Linked DNA regions of Mus musculus: region 1 is linked to region 2. A link is a contact called in ENCODE POLR2A ChIA-PET data. All regions are on one chromosome and are shown on one strand. Each heading gives the region's core, a stretch centred on a gene start or an enhancer-like site at or near the end of the contact. The rest is flanking DNA. Distances are from core to core; before and after follow the strand shown. Region 1 overlaps Gm12216 (predicted gene 12216). Region 2 holds the start of Rad50 (RAD50 double strand break repair protein).

Region 1 (4,261 bases), core at 730-3,229, 140 kb after region 2:
GAGAATAAACCCACTGCCACAGATAGCCAAAATGAAACAGCAAACAAATGAAGACAATTTAAGAGAGAGAAGAGAAAGGAACTAAACTGCATGGTGCCCATCTTCAAGCCCACCACTTAGGAGGCAGAGGCAGGCAGATCTATAAGTTGGAAGCCAGCCTGGTCTACAGAGTGAGTTCTCAGACAGCCAGGGCTACTGTTGAAACTCTGTTTCAAAAAAAACAAAAACAAAAACAAAACAAAAAAAAAAACAAAGCGAGGAAGGAGGGGTGAAGGTAGGAGGGAGCAGGAGAGGGAGAAAGAAACTGGATTGTAAACAAAATACATCAATTAAAAAGTTGTTTTGGAAGGCAGGAGAGATGGCTCAGCGGTTAAGAGCACTGACTGCTCTTCCAGAGGTCCTGAGTTCAATTCCAGCCCCCACATGGGGCTCATACCCATCTGTAATGGGATCCCATGCCCTCTTCTGGAGTGTTTGAAGACAGCGATCATACTTGGAGAGTCTCACTACGTAGCCCTGGCTGTCTGGGAACTTACTATGTAGATCAAGGTTTCCTCAAACCCATAGAGATCAGCCTGCAGCCCTAGAACTAAAGATATGAACTATTATGCCCAGGCCCAAATTTAAATACTTTTTAAAAATTAGTAATTTTAGGCAAAAGACAAAAAGCAAACTTGATTTACAAAATACCTCTTTCTTCCAACCATAAAAACCTCACTCTTTTTTTGTTTGTTTGTTTTTTGTTTTTCAAGACAGGGTTTCTCAGTATAGCCCTGGCTGTCCTGGAACTCACTCTGTAGACCAGACTGGCCTCGAACTCAGAAATCCACCTGCCTCTGCCTCCCAAGTGCTGGGATTAAAGGCGTGCAGCACCACCGCCCAGCAAAACCTCTCTCTTAAGCAGGGTGTTTGGTAAAATTAAGATCCAACATTCCAGCTGAGTGTCTGGAATTCCATAGGATGAAGACAGTGTGGAGCAAAGCTGACCCAGGTTGGGGCTGAGCAACAGGGACCACCAAGGTTGCTGCTGATGTCACAGGAACCTTCTCAGGTGGGGACTTAAAGGGATCGCAGCTGAGGGACAGTCATCACACCAAGCCCAGCAGGTGAAATTCAGGGAGGGCGGGTAGAAGGAAGGAGGGGTGCAGTGACTTTGGCATGAAAAGGCAGAGGTAATCTCAACAACAATACAACATTTGGTAGAAACACTAACAAAATGGGATTAAAAAAAAATAGACCACCAGCCCATTCAAGTCCACTGAGTTTTCTTTAAAGCGTTATTTTTTGTGCCTGTGCATGTGCACAGCTGTGTGTGTGTGTGCCATGAGAGGCCCGAGGAACACATCAGTCTCTGGAGCTGGAGTTCCAGGGGTGGGTTATGAGCTAGGAACGGAACTCATGTCCTCTAGAAAGAAAAGGATGTGTTCTCCACCCGCAAGCATTCGCAGCCCCTGAGGTCTCTCCAGCCCCTCAAAGGACTGAAGCACAAATAAGGTCTTAGGGTAAGTAAGCTATTAAACTAATGGGTTGTGGGTGGGGTGATCAAGGGAGTAGTCTGGCCTTAGGGCTGACAGAAATCGGGATCTGGTGAGCCAGGATAAGTCCCCAGTGGACCCTGAAGCACTACAGAGCAGCTGTGAGAGCGACTAAAGAGCCTAGCACAGATACCTCACACTCCAACATACCACACACCTGCTGAGCTACTGGGGTGCACTTTCCCCACTCCCACCCGGAGTCCTTCATTCCCTGCAACATTAAAAAGATAGCTGGTTTCACAGATTATGGTTTTGTAGACGAATTGTGAATATCAACTAACAACTCCAACACAGAACACATGTGGTTCACATCAGCGCCTACAATCTAACGCAGGAGGCTGCAAAAGCTCACACTCACTCGGGGCTGGCTTCCAGGCAAGTCTTCAGAAGGAGGGAGTCCATTTTCTTCTTTCTTGGCTGTCCAGCCTCCTGACATCACAAGGAGGCCCGGGGCATGCTGCCACCTGCAGGCCAGACATAGAAACACTTAAGACTGACCCAGAGCACTCAGCTAAAGCCACCCACCAAAGCAAGCTCTTCTGGCCCTCCCTACCTCCCTGCCCTTTCTATTTTATTTTATTTTATTTTATTTTATTTTATTTTATTTTATTTTTATTTTGAGACTGGGCTGTGTAGCGCTGGTTGGCCTGGAACTTGCTTTGTGGACCAGGCTGGCCTCAAACCCACAGAGATCTGGATGTCTCTGCCTCCAGAGATTAAAAGGCACAGGCCACCACACCTAGCTGCTGTTTAAATTTTATTTTTTAGACCTTGATATCAAAGCTGGCCTGAAACCTGTGATCCCCCTGCCTCATCCTACGAAGTGCTGAGACTGGGGGTAAGTGCCGCAACATCTGGCAAGTATAAACATTAAAAAAATATTACATGTATGTATTCGTCGACTTGGGAGGGGAGTGTGTGTGTTGGCATGTATGCTCTACAGCGTGTGTGTGGAAGTCAGAGGACAACTTTCAGGAATTTGGTCTTTCCTTCTACTCTGTGGGTCTTGGGGATTGAACTCAGATTATCAGGGTAGAAGAGAAGTGCCTTTACCCCACTGAGCAAGCTTGCCAGTCCCATCCAATTTTTCTTTCTTTTATTTTTCTCCCCCTAACCCCAAGATAAGTCTTTCTACATAGCCTGGCTATCACAGAACTCACTGTATAGACCAGGCTGGCCTCCAACTCAGAGATCTACCTGCCTTAGCCCTCCAAGAGCTAAGATTAACACACCAACCCACAGACATTTCTTAATGACAGCAGCTAACCCACACGCAGCTGTAGACCACATGCTTGGCTTTTATTCATTTATTGAATCCTCAGAGCAACAGGTGAATGTTTTTTAAAAGGTCTCCACCAGTCAGCCTAATGTCAAAATTAGGCTGGGTGATTAAAATGAAGAATGGGGATATCAGCTGATTTCAAAGAGGTTGGTGAGAAATGGAAACCTGGAGATGCTGAGTACCCTGGAGGCTGTTCCCACATCTTCACGAATACAGCACCGCCCTGGTATTTGGGGTGAGAGATGCATACACACAAGATAAATTTCTCCTCTCAGGGCTTCCACTCTACTACTAGAGGTAACACAGGAAAGATGGTAAATGCGGAGCAGGAGCTACACAATGGCTCAGTGGGTAAGTACCTGCACAGGAGCAAGCAAGCAAGCAAGCAAGCAAGCAAGCAAGCAAGCAAACAAGCAAGCATCAAGACCTGAGTTCGATTCCCCAGAACTCATGTAAAGCCAGGTGCAGTGGTGCATGCATCTATACTCCAAACGCTCCTATGGGGAAGCAGGAGATGAGACAGGAGAATCACCAGAAGCTCACAGGCCACTTAGCCAGGAGGGCACAGCACAGAGGCAACCAACCCAGACTCTGCTTCCAGCAAAGTGGAAGGTGAGGACCATAGGCTGAACTTGTCCTTTGATCTTCACACATTCACCATGCCTTGTATATGCACACACACACACACACACACACACACACACATCCATAATACACATGTGCACATGCACACTCACAGACACACATGCTGAGCACGAGCAAAGTATAGGCGGTAGAAAACGAGATCAACAAACAAATCTCGTGTATATTCCTTTGTCTTCAAGAGCTCCCTGACCATGTCAGGTTTTGCTTGCAACTGCATGTCGGGCACCTGCTAGGGATACAATCATAGGCAAGCTTTAGCCAGGCTCTTAGCTCCTATGGAGTCTTTACATAGTAACTGTGGTCCCTGCCGCCTAGAGTGTTACCACAGGAATATTTGCTACTCTCTGTAGAGTGAGGACATCTTGGGTGGGGTGGAGACCTGCAGTAGGGAGCATGCTCTGTGTACAGGTTAGGTCACAGACAGGAAGCGGTGTGGAGGCAGCAGGCGGCTAAGAAGGGGCGTGGCCAGCCTTTCAGTGCACTTGATGCCAAACAGTCGTATCCTCTGTGAACCACAGCAACTCTCAGGGTCCTGGGCAGAGAGGAATAATGTGCTCAGATGTGTGTTTTTAAAAGATTATGCTAGGTAGTGAGTTGAAAGGCAATCATCTCTCCAATGATGTGGATGTCTGAATTCCTGAGACTGTCATATGCTCCTGCACACAGACAAGGGGGTGATGCAGATGTGAGTGAGTGTCTTGAGAAGGAGAGAGCATTCAGGTGAATGTATTAATCACAGTTCCTCCTTAGGGGTTCCTGAAAGAATTCGATACTGCCAGACTCTTCCAGAACCCTTAAA
Region 2 (4,023 bases), core at 662-3,161:
TCAACTAAAAGACTCCAGCTAAATTAAAAAAAAAAAAGTCTAAAGATTGAAACATCCCATACACCAAGATTAAGAAATCATTATAGTGGTTTTGCTTTCTTCTTCAAAACTTCCTTTTATTATTTGTTATTATTATTAGAGGTGTGTGTGTGTGTGTGTGTGTGTGTGTGTATGTGTGTATGTACACGCGAATGTCTGTGCATGACACAAGGTCAGAGAACTCATTGTGGAGTCAATTCTCCCCTCACCCTTCTTAAGTTTGACCCTGGCGTGACCAGCAAATGTGTTTACCTGCTCTTGTCAGCCCTATTGTGCTTTAATAACTTCACACTGTATGACAGTGCTCTGGGGGGAAAACCCCGAAATGTACCATTAGATAGGACTATGATCTCTGCTGGGTTAAACAGTACATAGGAAAATAAAAATGCCAACAATGGTTATCACTGGGTGCGTCCACTGCAGGTGACCATCTTCTCTGCATACTTTCCACTCTAAGGTCCTCTACAATAAGCAACCACTACTTTTAGAATTATAAAAATTTAATTCTTAAAATACAAAACTTTACAGACACCATTACCTTGGGATCATGAACAAATGTATTTCCTTTGGTTCCAGGAGGGAAATCTCCAGTACAAATATACTTTAGACATTCAATGATGGTCTAAAAAAAGAGCAAGTTGTGTGTTATTTAGTGATGAGAACCACAGTAGTTTATGACAAATATTCATTCACAGCCAGGTGTGGAGGTGTGTATCTACAATTCTAGCATTTGGTGGACAAGAAGATCAGGTCAGCCTAAGCTATGTGGGATGCTGTGTCCAAAATAAATAAATTAAATAATAGCAAAAAATATGTATACATGTAGCTAGTGATTATAAGCGCTTTATTATGTCTTCCTTCCAGGAGATCAAGGCTAAGAACAGACCTGGTACAATGTCAAGTAACATTTCCACATAAAAGTCCACCTCCTGACATTCAACATCCAAGTTGGTATTTCTGGCTATCTTGCAACTTATTGTGTAGATCAAACTGGCCTCAAACTCATAGAAATGGGCATGTCTCTGCCAATCTAGGATTAAACGAGTGTGTCACAACGCATTGCCCAAATCTTCAGAAGTAATAAAATAATTTTCCAGCGTTAGGGCTACTCTATCAGCTTCATGTCCACAATAAGTCTTTTTTTTTCCATCGTTATGTTTTACCAGTAGACATGTTTTGCAACTCTAGGTTACCTATCTCTCATATTTAAAAAAAAAGCTTTTTGGAGGGGCTTTTGGGAGGTCCCAGTTGGGCACAGGTAGGTGGCGAGAGTCTGCTACGCTTCCGGAACTAGGGGGCGGGGCTGGGAAGCAGGGGCGCAGCCGGCCTTCCCCGGGAACGAGATGCCAGAGCGGAGCGCACGCGTGGGCTTCCGACACTCCGAGTTGCTGGGCCGGACCGGCTCTGAGGTCCCCGAGGCCCACGCAGCGCGCAGGGCGACGCCCTAAACACCTTCTGGGGCCCTCGCCTCAGGACTTACCGTCTTCCCCGCCCCATTGGGTCCAACCAAAATTGTGAGGGGGCTGAAGAAAGAGATAATCTGCTTATCTTTATCCTCTATCCCAAAACTTCGCACGCCCAGAATGCTCATCTTTTCGATCCGGGACATGTTTGCACCACGTTCCTTTACTCAGTGCCAGGGGCGAGTTTTAACCTCAAGGCGGAAGCTGGGCAAGCCGGGAAGGAACGCCGCGAGAGGACCCAAAAGTTCCGAACACGCGCTGCGAGCAGGAGCTCCGGTGGCGAGAGCACTTCCGGCCCCGCGGGCTTCGGTTTCCCGGGAGGGCGCGGGCCGGTTAGGGTCTGCACAGCCCAGAAAAGCCAAGCGAGCCAGCAACCGTAAGCTCGCACATTCCCGCCTCGCACGACCTGGGGTCACGTGGGGGCGGGCGCGTACTTGTCCACGCCTCTCGCACGCCCGGGGCATGCCGGGAAGTGGGAGTCCTAAGCAACACGAGCAGGACGAGTAGCTGTTGTCTTTTAGAAGTTGGGCAGGGAGGCAGCTGCCACCTATCACTGTTTGCTTTGACGTTTTGAGATCGGGTCTAGCTCTGTAGGCTCGAACTTGCGATTCTCCTGCCTCAGTCTTCCAAGCGTCGCTATTACAGAGCCTCCTAGCCCATCTTAAGTAGCGAAGACCATACTTTACGTCCACATTTGGATCCCTGGACCGCATGGGTAGGCTGGGGTGCAGTCGGAGACCCCAGTTAGTGGTTTGTTAATGACATCTACTGTACGGACAGTACTGTTTAACAGCGTTTTTCACTGTCACTTTTTATTATTATTATTATTTTTTTTTTTTTTTTTGGTTTTTCACTTTATAGTGGCGAGTAGTTTCTCTTGATCACGTGACTGTGGTGCTGCCATTACAATAGACTGCACTCTTGTATATATTTTTCCTTTAGAATAAATCAGTTTTCATTTCTACTAAGCTGTAAATGTTGCTAGTTAATGCTTACATAGGCTTGTGTTGAGATCCTTGCAGAGCTAATGGTTTTGTGAGCTGGAGAGGTGGCTCAGTGGTTAAGAGCACTTGCTCTTGCAGATTGTCGGGGTTCAATTCCCAGCACCCACATGGTGGCCCCAACCATCTGTAATTCCAGTTCCAGGGGATCTAACACCCTCTTCTGACCTCCCTGAGTTCCAGGCATAGACATGCTGTAATACATGCAGGCAATACACAAAGTATATATGTGTGTGTAGGCTTTTTTTAAAGTTTTGCCACTGAACTATTAGTAACATATACAATGCCTCCACCCTCAGCAGTATTTAAAAGTGCAAAAGGAGTTTAAGACCAAAAGTTTGTGGACCCAAAACCAGATGCTGTTCCAAGACAGGGTTCTTATAAGTAGGAAGAAAGTCCGCTCCTGTCAACAAGGTCACAAGGTAGGAATTAGGTAGAAAGGGGCTGGCTATGGAGGCTCAAACCTGTAATTCCTGCACTCAGGTGAGTGACTGAGGCAGGAGGATGCCTTTCACTGTTAAGTGTGGACTAAGAGTGAGACCCTGTCTCATACAAAAATAAAAGGCTGGCCTGGCGTGCCCAGCCCTGATTCATAGATCAACAGCACAACTCTTGGACCTAGGCTCACAGAACATGTCAGAAGAGGGGGTGAAGAGATTGTAAGAACCAGAGGTCCAGGAAACCTGTGAGATTGTGTCTCCTAGAAATGACAGAAAATTTCACACATGATACCATAGCAATATGGCTGCCTAAACAAGACCTGAACAAGGACAGCATCAGTAGACATGCTGACATGGAAAGGGAGCCCATAGAGAACTACAATGGAATTAACTGCTGAGAAGAGAAGAGGTGGTCTTTTCTGGGGAGGAGTTGGTTATCCAATACCAAGTGGTTAGCCCTGAAATCATATGTGTACAAGTAACACTAACTGGCTCGGTAGGTTGTTTGTGTGTGTGTAAAATAACAAAGAGGCCATGAATTTGAGAGAGAGTAAAGGGGAGACAGAACATGAGAGGGCTGAAGGGAGAAAAGGGAAGGGGGAAATGATATAATTACATTTTAATTTTTCCATTGTCATTTTGTGACGTGTAATCTTGGCAGCCAGGAACTCATTATGTAGACCAAGCTGGCTTCAAACTGAGAGAGCCACCTACCTCTGACTCTCAAGTGCTGGGATCAAAGGTGTGAGCCACCACACTTGGCTTCATGCTTTAATTTTTTTTTTTTCAAGAAAAAGAAGAAGCCAGACAGACCTGGTGAGACAAGCCTGTAATCCCTGTTCTAGGGAAGCTGAGGCAGGAGGATCATTGCACATTCCTGTGGGGAGCCGCCCTCACATTCGCCGTTACAAGATGGCGCTGACAGCTGTGTTCTAAGTGGTAAACATAATCTGCACACGTGCAGGGGCAGTTTTCCCGCCATGTGTTCTGCCTTTCTCGTGATGACAACTGGGCCGATGGGCTGCAGCCAATCAGGGAGTAATACGTCCTAGGCGGAGGATAATTCTCCTTAAAAGGGAC

Evidence for each region. ChIA-PET counts read pairs that join two places held with the same protein, here RNA polymerase II (POLR2A).
Region 1: POLR2A ChIA-PET joins it to region 2 with 10 read pairs in Patski. The contact joins the enhancer-like site here to the promoter of Rad50 in region 2. POLR2A ChIA-PET finds 5 or more read pairs at or near these places in 2 of 5 experiments (Patski and embryonic stem cell).

The regions. Positions count from the first base shown.
Region 1 is chr11:53,848,112-53,852,372 of GRCm38, forward strand. Gm12216 (predicted gene 12216) reads right to left here. Exons shown (of 4, transcript NR_033332.1): 2 at 1,894-1,999. Among named protein-coding and RNA genes, the nearest start is that of Gm12216, 9.0 kb to the right of the region's middle. Within about 2 kb of position 1,980, at least 2 of the 3 ENCODE cell types and tissues checked have a DNase peak (open chromatin) inside an H3K27ac peak, as active enhancers do.
Region 2 is chr11:53,705,408-53,709,430 of GRCm38, forward strand. It overlaps Rad50 (RAD50 double strand break repair protein), which reads right to left and starts at 1,912. Exons shown (of 25, transcript NM_009012.2): 1 at 1,520-1,912; 2 at 578-661. The coding sequence starts at 1,648.